Linked DNA regions of Homo sapiens: region 2 is linked to region 1. Evidence: chromatin contacts called from ENCODE Hi-C data. All regions are on one chromosome and are shown on one strand. Each heading gives the region's core, a stretch centred on a gene start or an enhancer-like site at or near the end of the contact. The rest is flanking DNA. Distances are from core to core; before and after follow the strand shown.

Region 1 (5,409 bases), core at 1,775-4,274:
AATAAAGAGAAGATGGATGAGCAGTGGACAATCATGTCATCAATGACCAACACTTTCAACATTTAACTTCTATTGTTTTAAAATAATCAATTCCAGCTGCGATGAAGGAGTCCTCCTACACTTCCAGTTTAAAATGCAGGGCTTATCCCAGAGGAGCAGAGGCAAAAGTCCCAGTTATGGTGACAAGTTTGCCTCCACCACACATTTCCAGCGTTTGTCTGTTTTAAGGATGATCTGTTCAGCTCCGTGAAGCAGAAGACATTGGGTAACAGAGCAGAAATAGCTGCCTTCAGCTGATTGAGTGAACTGACACTAATGATTAATGTATACATTATGGGGCTGGGGTGGTGGTTCATGCCTGTAATGCCAACACTTTGGGAAGCTGAGGCAGGAGGATTGCTTGAGCCCAGGAGTTCAAGACCAGCCTAAGCAACATAGTGAGACCCTGTCTCTACAAAAAATATTTTAAAATCAGCTGGGCATGCTGCTATGTGCCTATGATCCAGGCTACTCAGGAGGCTGAGGTGGGAGAATGGCTTGAGCACAGGAGTTCAAGGCTGTGGTGAGCTATGATCGTGCCACTGCACCCCAGCTTGGGAGATAGGCTGAGACCCCATCTTAAAAAGCAAACAAACAAAAAAGTATACAGTATGAAAAAGTTTTCTTTCAAACTTTAATAACATCAGCCTTAGATACAAAGGGAATCACTTATTCCTGGCAATGGAAAGCAAATGCATCACACCTCAAAGCTGCTCAGCTGTTGAGATTAGGGTATGATCAAAGCAATGTCCAAGCTGCAGCTTCACCTCTCTGAGCCTCAGATCTCCCATCAGTCAAAAGGAAGGGATTGGACTCAGGTTATCTAGGGCTGAACCTGCCCACCATTCATGTGCACTGTGTACAATCTTATCAAATAAGTAACTTATTAATTTTCTAGAGCTATACCATGACTGTCCCATAGGACAATATTAAATAAAGAGAGGATGTCCCTACACACTGCACAAGCTAAATCCATGTCTGCCCTCTTCACCACTGCCGAACTAGTGCCTGCACAGAATGGGCCCTCAATGTTGATTTATTGAATGAACACATGAATTACCTACTTTACAAGGTTGTGCACATGAATCTCCAATGCTTTAGAAACAAGATAACTTGGGTGGTTAGTAGAATTGAAATATTTCTTAACTATGGGAAGAAAATTCAATTTACAGTTAAATGACACATAGATCGTTTCTATCCCATCTTCAGACTAAACTGAAATTTATCAAATGGCTCAAAGTAGACCCTATATTTGAAATACAATTACAAGTAATTTTGAAAAAAAAATCTACACTTTTATTTTTCACCACTTTGACCACCACTTCAATAGGCAAATAATGAAGTCAGTGATTAATGTGAGAAGGAAACCTTTTGTACAGGTATTTAACATCCTTTTACTACTCGTTTTAAGTCTGTTTTTAACATAGGGTACTGATAAGTTTGGGATTTTTCTAATTCTAAGCTCTTTAGCAGAAAACAGAAAACAGCTGAGAGCAGAAGACTTTAATCTTGTCCTACTGAAGACTGGGAGGGAAAATAGAAACACTCTCATCTCTAGATGTCAAAAGGGAAGGCTAAAGACAAGAGAAGTTGTTGATTGGAAGCACAATTTCTCCTGCTCAGAAAACAATACTATCTAAGGAAACAGAAGATATGTAGCTAATTCTGTCCATGAAAGAAAAGGAACCCTTGGAATTTAGAGATAACTAATCAATTCTTTTCTGGAGTTAGCAGAAAGTCAGAGAGAGATTATCCAAAGACATTTGAAGATCACAGGGAACTTTAAAGGCTAAAGAGCTGCAGCTTTACAGAGCTGTAGTACTACATGTGAAAGAACCAAATATTCCTTATTTAAAACAACATAGGAAAATGTGGGGGGAAGGTAATAACTGTCAAATTTAATCTGAGATTTGCATGAAAGTGCTTATATTCCTTTAAATCTTGCTCTGAAATTCATTATGCTTTAAAATTAAAGGGCATTTAAACATTCTTTTAAATACCAATATTAGAAGGTATTATGTTTTTGGTTTTAATAAGTTATATTTTAAGAAAAAAAACAGCTTAACTACATAGGAAAATGGTCCATATTCTTTTTACCTCAGTCAACCGCAGCTATAGGAAGCCCACTCTTTGGTCCACAGAGCTCGACTCAGGAATCCCCATTCCTGAGTAACACATGCATCAATACACCCAGGAAATAAAGGTTTCCCATGAGCATCTCAGAAACCTGGGAATGATGAGAAGTGTCTCTAGCATTGCGAACATGCCTTTGACATTTCCTATCTAAACTCTTAGTCTTCCTGGCTGAGTAGATGAGTCGCCATTCTCAAGACAAGTATAAAATGCAATTCAAATTCACATCTACTGAGTTTCCATAATTATAAGATTTAAGTTATAAGATTTGCATAATATTTATCGAATGTCTGCTATACACAGAGGACTGTGCAAAACATCTCTAAGGAAAGGAAGATGATCAAGACATAGGTCTTGATCTTCAGGGAACTTATCGGCTACCAGAGAAGAAAAAATGTATGCACAAATAATATCAAACTATGTCAGTATGTTCCTTAAGGGAGGTGCAGAGTTCAGAAGGTAGCATATAGAGGGAGGTTTAGGGGTGATACGTGGAGCCACTCTCATTTGTGCCAGATCTTGACAAGTAGGAGGGAATTTAGGGGAAGGAGCGATGACACAAAGCCATGGAGTTTATTGGTTAAAGCTGGAAATCACAGCCCACGGCCAAATCCAGCCAACAGATGTGTTGTGTTTGGCCACAGCAATGTTTTTAAAAAATTTGAATCGGTCACCAGCATCTTAAAATTGAGATTTCACATACAATTCTGGACCTTGCAGCTTCTCTTTAAAAACTCAGCTGTTGACACTGGGTGCACATCCCCACATAATCCTAAGAGCCAGCTGGAGCTCCACAGCAGCTGCTCGCCTAAGACAGGGCACACAGCTCACCAGGGCACTGTGATCCCCACGCTGCCCGCCTCAGCCTTGTGAGTGTCCTGAGTCTCCTGCGGGAGGCAGCCTTGTGACTCCTGATTTAAAGTCTGAGGGTGGGTCAGACCAATGCTGGTAAAAGTTTAACAACAGACACTCTCTTGAAAAAAAAAAAAAAAAAGTAAAGATCTGATTGTAGCATTTGCCAATTTCTATTGTATAAATACTGCCACCGTAGCCTATTTCAAGCTCCCAACATTAGGTCACTGAAACTGGAGCTAGGGAAGAGATGCACGCAATTGGCTCTCACAGGCTGGTGAGAGCCAGCCTCAGCACACTGCTCGGTCACATAGACCTGAGGGCAAATGCAGACCCCCTAAGGAAGTTTCTTACCTCCACATGCCAATGTCCTCCTGTATTAACAAGGAGAAATCGTTGCCTGCCTGCTAGTACTATTGTGGGGTTTAAATAATTTCCAGTTCATCAGCTCACCATTCAAATAGCCTCCTGTTTAATCCTTGCCCTGAGGTTTTTGTCAATGCTGCATTTTTTATTTTTAAAGTTTAGATTTTTTTTTCCGCATGTTTCTGTTATTTCTAAATAACATTTTGTTTTTGCCTTCTACAGGGCCGTGATGTAGGTATTCCAGGCATCCTGTTGCCTGTGTTCCTCCAGTGTGAGATCTCTGGGCATTGCCTCTGCACACTATTTCAGACTGCTTGATTTCCACGGCAATTAGAAGTTTTTCATGAGAAATTATCTTGGGAAAGAGGTTTTCAGCAGCAGCATTGTTGCCTCTGCTACGACACATTGTAGGCACGCAGGTCTAACCCAAGTTTTTTATTAATTTATCAGCTCGGGCTTCCCACAGTGCCTGAGTAGTGTGGGCCCCCAACTGCAGGAGGGCAGCCTCTGCTTTACATTTTCAGGAGGCTCTTCTTCTTCCCCAGCCCTGAATGGGCAACGCTTCTTTGTCTGAGCCAGGGAGTGGACAGTTCTTACAGACCCCGCCTCTTTGCAGGACCCCCTTCCAGCTCCCCACCGGCCTGGCGCCAAGGCCCTCGCCCCACGGTGCGCCCCTGGCTCCAGCCCTCTCCCTGACTCTCAGTCCAGTCCTGCTCACCATGCTGACTTTGCTTCAGGGACCTGGGGATTCCCTCTCTGACTTTTGAGTGCACTATGAATTTTGGGGTTAAAATTGTTACATTTGGGCAGCAGGAGGGGACTGGATGTCTGTATGGAATGAAGAACACAGCTCCTGGCACACAGGGGGACTCCACAAACAGGGGACTGTCCTCTGGGAGCAGGAAGAGGCACAGCACAGTCCGTTTACAGGGATGTGGGGCCATGCCGGGCCACAGAAAAGGTGGGCGCCATCCAGGGCATGGGATGGGAAGGAGGCCGTGCTTGGGAGTTTAGAAGATGGCCTCAGACCAGGGACATTGAGGAGTTCTGAGCAGAAGACTCCATGCAGAAGTTCTGCCTTTACAATTTGATTCTGGAAGCAAAAGCAGGAAGGTTAATTAGGAGCCTCTTGCCACAGTAAAAGGAAGGGGCCACGGGAGTCCGGGTTAAGGGACTTGGTGTGGGGCGAAAACAAGAGATGAGATGCAAGAAACACTGCTGGGTGAAATCCGCTGCTCATAGGCCCCATTGGCTGTGAGTGAGAGGCAGGACATCAAAAGCACCTACTACTGGACTGTTAACAGGAGAACCGAGACAGAACATCAAGAACACAGGAAGCTGAGGATGTATTTAATCATATTTTGGCTGAAGTCAGATCAACAGAAGCAAATAGACCAGGTGCGGTGGCTCACACTTGTAATTCCAGCACTTTGGGAGGCCGAGGCAGGTGGATCATGAGGTCAGGAGTTCAAGACCAGCCTGGCCAAGACAGTGAAACCCCATTTCTACTAAAATACAAAAAAAAAAAAATTATCTGAGTGTGGTGACAGACGCCTGTAATCCCAGCTACTTGGAAGGCTTAGGCAGGAGAATCTCTTAAACCAGGGAGGCAGAAGTTGCAGTGAGCTGAGATCACACCACTGCACTCCAGCATGGGTGACAGAGCTAGACTCCAACTCAAAAAATAAATACATACATACATAAATAGAAGAAAATGGGAGTTGAGGCCAGGCATGGTGGCTCACACCTGTAATCCCAGCACTTTGGGAGGCCGAGACGAGTGGATCACCTGAGGTCAGGAGTTTTAGACCAACCTGATCAACATGGTGAAACCCCGTGTCTACTAAGAGTACAAAAATTAGCCAGGCATGGTGGCGCACACCTGTAGCCCCAGCTACTTGGGAGGCTGAGGCAGGAGAATCGCTTGAACTCAGGAGGTGGAGGTTGCAGTGAGCCAAGATCGCACCTCTGCACTCCAGCCTGGGTGACAGAGTGAGGCTCTGTCTCAAAAAAGAAAAT
Region 2 (5,409 bases), core at 842-3,341, 41 kb after region 1:
CAGCCCTGAATCAACTACTCTTAAGACTTGGTGTATACATACCCCAGCTCCCTTGCCTCTTGGGTTAGATAATTCTGAGAGGCGAGTTTCCCTGAGTTCCCATGGGATGGGGCTCCTTAGCACTTACCTTCCCTCCTTCCTCTCAGGCTTGTCCAGGAGGATGGGCAGGAGGCACTGAGCTCCCTGGTGGCCTTTGTGAGCACAAGGTCAACCCCAGACCCTTCCTTAGTTCCCAAGTGACTAGAGCCCGGACCTTCTGGGTGGCTGCCTTAATTTTCCCCTTGTCCTCCTGGAAGGAGGCCCCAGGATGTTGAATTCTGGAGGAGCTAAAAGGCTCCACTTAAAACTTCTCCCTCCTCCCTGGGCTAGACCTAAAAATTCTATTAGAATCACACCTCTGTTTCAGACAGAATCTCCACAGCACCCCCAGAGGAATGGGACAGGGGATGGGAGAGGTCGCGTGAGGCTTATCAGCCACAGGAACACGTCCTTCCAGCAGGGTTAGAGGATCCCAAAGAGAGCAGAGACTCCAGGGAAAAGAAGAAGAGCACGGAGTCAGCATGGAGACAGTGCTTATCTGCAGGCGGGGAGCCAGGAGGGATTCTTTGCCCTTCTTGACTATACTTTTCAAATTCTCTAAAATGTTTCAGAAATAAGATAATCACAAAGTCTGCAAGTATCCCCCCACAAGGTATAATCACTTTACAGTGGAGAACACAGCAGACATCACCTAACCAAGTGATAAAGGTGACATCTCCAGGAACGGCTGCTCCCTGGCAGAGGCAGGGGTGGGGGGTGCACCAGGAAGAACCCAGCACCGCCCCTGGGATTCCGAACAGTCTGATCCTGAGGGAACGTCAGACAAGCCCAAGTTCAGGGACTTCCTACAAGATAACTGGTCCATATGCTCAAAAATTGTCCAAGTCATGAAAAAATGAAGAAAATCTGAGAAAGTGTTCCAGATTAGAGGAGACTAAAGAGACGCAATAACTAACCCAAGGTGTGATTCAGCAAAGGCCCATTCATGGGCCTCGGGGAAATATGATGAGGGTCTGTGGAGGATAACACAACTATATCAATGTTAATTTCCTGATTCAGTCACAAGCCTGTGGTTATTTTGAGGGGAAATATAAACCAAGGCATTTATAGGGCATCAATGTGGGTGAAGGGTGCATGTGAACTCTTTGCATAATTTTTAAACTGCTTTTAGAAGCTTCAAATTATTTCAAAATAAAAAGTTAGAAAAGAAAAATGGCCATTAACTTTATAATCAGAAAAAAAAATGTTTTAGGACAAAAATATGTCTCTGGTCATAGCCTGTGCTGTGAATCCATGGAGTAGATTCTTGCTGTCAGCAAAGTTCCCAACAGCTGGAGAAGAACAAGGAACAAAAGCCGAGCTGCCCTCCTGAGCTCCCAGGGTCCCAGACACAAAGCTGGCCTCTCAGGCTTTACTGAAAGATAAGTGCTGATAAGGCCTGCGGGTCATCTTCGTCTACGCGGGCCCCCCAGCTCGCTGAGAGGGGCCCGCCCTTCCAGAGCTCAGCCAGACATAAGCCAGAGCAGAGCGTGTTTCTTTTCAGCTGAAAGCTGCAGCTGGTGCATCCACCCTGGGTATGAGCAGACTCGCAGCAGGGTGCCCACCAGAGTGGGGACCTGCAGATGCCCCTGCCCAGAGACGCCGGGAGGCCACAGCCCAGGTCTTCCGGATGGAGACAGAACTTCAGCATTCCGTTTGGATCAGTCCAGAAGAAAAAAAAAAAAAAAAAAAAAAAACAAGCAAAATCTCACTATCACTGCTACTAAAACAAGATAAGCTACAAAAACAACTAATGCAACTACTGGCTTACACCCAAGTCTCACCAAGTTCCCCATAATAACCAAATTCCCCGTAAGAACGGCCACAAGGGTGACCACACTGACTAGTTGTCCTAGCCTGGTTGACCACACTGACTAGTTGTCCCAGCGAAGTGTTGCTGGAAACATTGTCAAGGTAAGGTTTGTGCCTGGTCCCTCTTGAGGCCAGGGCTGGAGGTGGGCCCCTCCGTGCGAGCTGGCCGACTGGCAGACCTGGTTGCATCTGGGCAAAAAAAGGCCATCATCGCCATAGATGCTGGAAGCTGCTCTCTCGCCCACTTTAACTGTGGGGGCCTCGGCCCCCCGTTTTTTAACTACTGGAAGACGTAGCCCTGAGTCCAACCTCTTCCACGCCTGGCGACGCTGCTAAGAACGCGGAGCAGGGCTGGAGGGCTCAGCGCCGGCGGGCTCAGCGCCGGTGGGGGCAGGGCGCGGGTCCGGGAGCGGGCGCGGAGGCACGGAGCCACACTGCCCCCTGGCGGCCATCCCCTGCCCCGCCGGCACCGCCTCCGTGAGGCGGAAGGTTGAATGTCACCACTGCGTTGCTGAATTCCGGCTCAAGATTATTAGTGCGGGGGCATCGGGTCCATCCAGGGGAGGAGAACGTTCCTAATGCGGAGTCACAAGCCCTACCTTTAAGGTCTGGCTCTGGAACTCTGGGCAAGTTGCTTAAATTCTCTGTTCTCAGCTGCGAAAGGAGGAAAATAATTAAAGCCTGTGTTGTAAAGACCTCACTAGGCAATGTGTGCTCTACAGGCTTTCCCTGCCCCTGACGCAAAGACACACGCACAGAAAGCAAGATCATGAGGGATAGATTTTTTTTTTTTTTTTTGACAGAGTCTCGCTCTGTCGCCAGGCTGGAGTGCAGTGGCTCGATCTTGGCTCACTGCAACCTCCACCTCCTGGGTTCAAGCGGGTCTCCTGCCTCAGCCTCCCGAGTAGCTGGGACTACAGGCGCTCACCACCACGCCTGGCTAATTTTTGTATTTTTAATAGAGATGAGGTTTCACCATGTTGGCCGGGCTGGTCTCGATTTCTTGACCTCGTGATCCTCCCGCTTCGGCCTCCCAAAGTGGTTGGATAGGCTTCAGCCACCACGCCCGACCGAGGGTTAGATTTTAACCCAAACACTGTCCCTTCTAATGTTCTCCGCTGCCGCCCAGTGCAGCTCCCAACGCTGACCCGGGTTTCTGGGGTGGAAGCAGCAGAGGCGCCCCCACCCCCACTCCCGCGCTCCACCGAGCCGGAGGGCAGCCCAGGGGCAGCAGCCCCACAGTGGGGCCTGAACAGCGTCCGCGGACCCGACCCGCGCTGCGGCCGCGCTGCCCCGCTCCTCTGGGCGCCTCCCCGAGGGCCTCGCTCGTCTGACCCGCAGTACTCTCCGCCCTGCTCCTCGTGCCTTTGGTGGGCGCGTGGCTTCCGGCCTGCGGAGGCTGTGCCTCCTCGCCAAGGAGCCGTTCACAGCCGCGCGTTCGAAAACCCAGCCGCCGGCCGCGCGTCCTGGAGAAGGGGCACGGTCAACTCGCACGCCCTAAGGGCCGGGCCACCGGGGTCACTGCCCGGCCTGCGGGGGCCGTGCCTGGGGCGTAGGAGCAGCGCTCCTCCGCAGGCGCTATGCATGCCTGCGCCCTCCTGCAGGATGGGCCACGAGCCCAACTGCCAGGCGATCGGCCGAGACCCAGAAGGGTGAGAGGGGGAAGCCGCACCCTCTTCGTGGGTGCGATGCTGTGAACGTCTTCCTTCAAGGAAAGAGCTGCTTCTGGATTTTCCTTGAACTCCAGGAGGTGCTAAGAAAGCTTCGTGACTGTGGCAGATGCGGCTCAGCGGCCCCTCCCAACCCGCCCGCGCCAGTTGGGAAAGTGACTCCCCCGCTCCCCGCCAGTTGGGAAAGTGACTCCTTCCTGTGGGCAGAAGGCAGCGGACCTGGAGGGAGCCCTCGGGCTCTGAGAGTCACGCGGGGGGCGGCCTGCTCTCCCGCGCCCCCTAGCGGAGCATCGGCTCACACGCACCTGAGAGGTCGGAAGAGGCGGGCGCTTCTCTGCCTCCCCCACCCAGGCCCCTTGCAGTTTGTATGCCCTCACCCTGGATAAAAGATTTTGGTTCAACTAGAACTATCTTTTCTAGATCTCATTCCTTTATAACTTTTTTGCTCACAGGAAAAAAACAGGATTATAAAGCCTCTGGAATACGGTCACAGTCGCCAGACTGGGCCCTAGGAGGGCTGAGTTCCTCATTCATTGTTGGTAGAAATATAAAATGGTATGACCCCCTTCCTTTGGAAAATAGTTTGGAGTTTCATAAAATTTTAAACATACACCTGTCATCTGACCCAGCCATTCTACTCCTAGGTATTTACTCAAGAAAAACAAAAACATCTGTCTATACAAAGATTTGAACCTGACTGCTCATAATTGCTTTGTTTGTAATAGCACCCGAGTGGAAGCGACCCAAATGTCCACCAACAGCTGAATGAATAAATAATTTGTAGTACAGACACTCCAAGAAATATTACTCAGGAGTAAAAAGGAATGCACTGGCCGGGCATGATGAGATTACACGCCTGTAATTTCAGCACTTTGGGAGGCCGAGGTGGGCAGATCATCTGAGCCCAGGAGCTGGAGACCAGCCTGAGCAGCATGAAGAAATCCCATCTCTACAAAAAAAAAAAAAAGAAAAGCCAGGTGTGGTGACGCAGGCCTGTAATCCCAGCTACTCGGGAGGCTGAGGCAGGAGGATCACTTGAGCCCAGGAGGTCGAGGCTGGAGTGATGCAATCTCAGCTCACCCAGCCTGGGCAACAAGAGTGAGACCCTGTCTCAGGAGAAAAAAAAAAAGGGCTGGGCGCAGTGGCTCACGCCTGTAATCCCAGCACTTTGAGAGGCTGAGGCAGGCGGATCACCTGAGGCCAGGAGTTTGAGACCAGCCTGGCCAACATGGTGAAACCCCGTCTCTACTAAAAATACAAAAATACAAAAATCAGCTGGGTGTGGTAGCCCATGCCTGTAATCCCAGCTTCTAGGAGGGGCTGAGGCAGGAGAATTGCTGGAACCTGGGAGGCAGAGGTTGCAGTTAGCTGAGACTGCGCCACTGCACTCCAGGCTGGGCCACAGAGCAAGACTCCAAACCGCCCCCCTAACACACACACACACACACACACACACACACACACACACACAAAGAAAAAGAAAAAGAAAGGAATGTTGTGCACACAACAACATGGGTGACTCTTTTTTTTTTCTTTTTTTTTTGAGACGAAGTCTCGCTCTTGTCCCCCAGGCTGGAGTGCAATGGAGCGATCTCGGCTCACTGCAAACTCCGCCTCCCAGATTCAAGCGATTCTCCTGCCTTGGTCACCCCGAGTACCTGGGATTACAGGTGCCCGCCACCATGCCCGGCTAATTTTTGTATTTTTAGTAGAGACAGGGTTTCACCATGTTGGCCAGGCTGGTCTAGAACTCCTGACCTCAGGTGATCCACCCGCCTCAGCCTCCCAAAGTGCTGGGATTACAGGCGTGAATCACCGTGCCCGGCCAACAACATGGGTGATTCTCAAA

What was found. A loop is a pair of places that touch in the nucleus more often than their neighbours do. Pooled maps may share reads with other maps.
Region 2: a map of Caco-2 shows a loop between it and region 1 (12-fold over the local background). The contact joins two enhancer-like sites. A Hi-C loop is called at or near these places in 4 of 168 maps with a recorded cell type or tissue (Caco-2, colonic mucosa, dorsolateral prefrontal cortex and 1 more), 1 of 37 single-sample maps with no recorded cell type and 2 of 50 pooled maps.

What each region holds. Positions count from the first base shown.
Region 1 is chr9:96,174,312-96,179,720 of GRCh38, forward strand. No RefSeq gene overlaps it. Among named protein-coding and RNA genes, the nearest start is that of HSD17B3-AS1, 69 kb to the right of the region's middle. Within about 2 kb of position 3,025, at least 3 of the 41 ENCODE cell types and tissues checked have a DNase peak (open chromatin) inside an H3K27ac peak, as active enhancers do.
Region 2 is chr9:96,216,005-96,221,413 of GRCh38, forward strand. No RefSeq gene overlaps it. Among named protein-coding and RNA genes, the nearest start is that of HSD17B3-AS1, 28 kb to the right of the region's middle. RefSeq lists an enhancer at 2,005-2,224 and a silencer at 2,235-2,444. Within about 2 kb of position 2,092, at least 19 of the 41 ENCODE cell types and tissues checked have a DNase peak (open chromatin) inside an H3K27ac peak, as active enhancers do.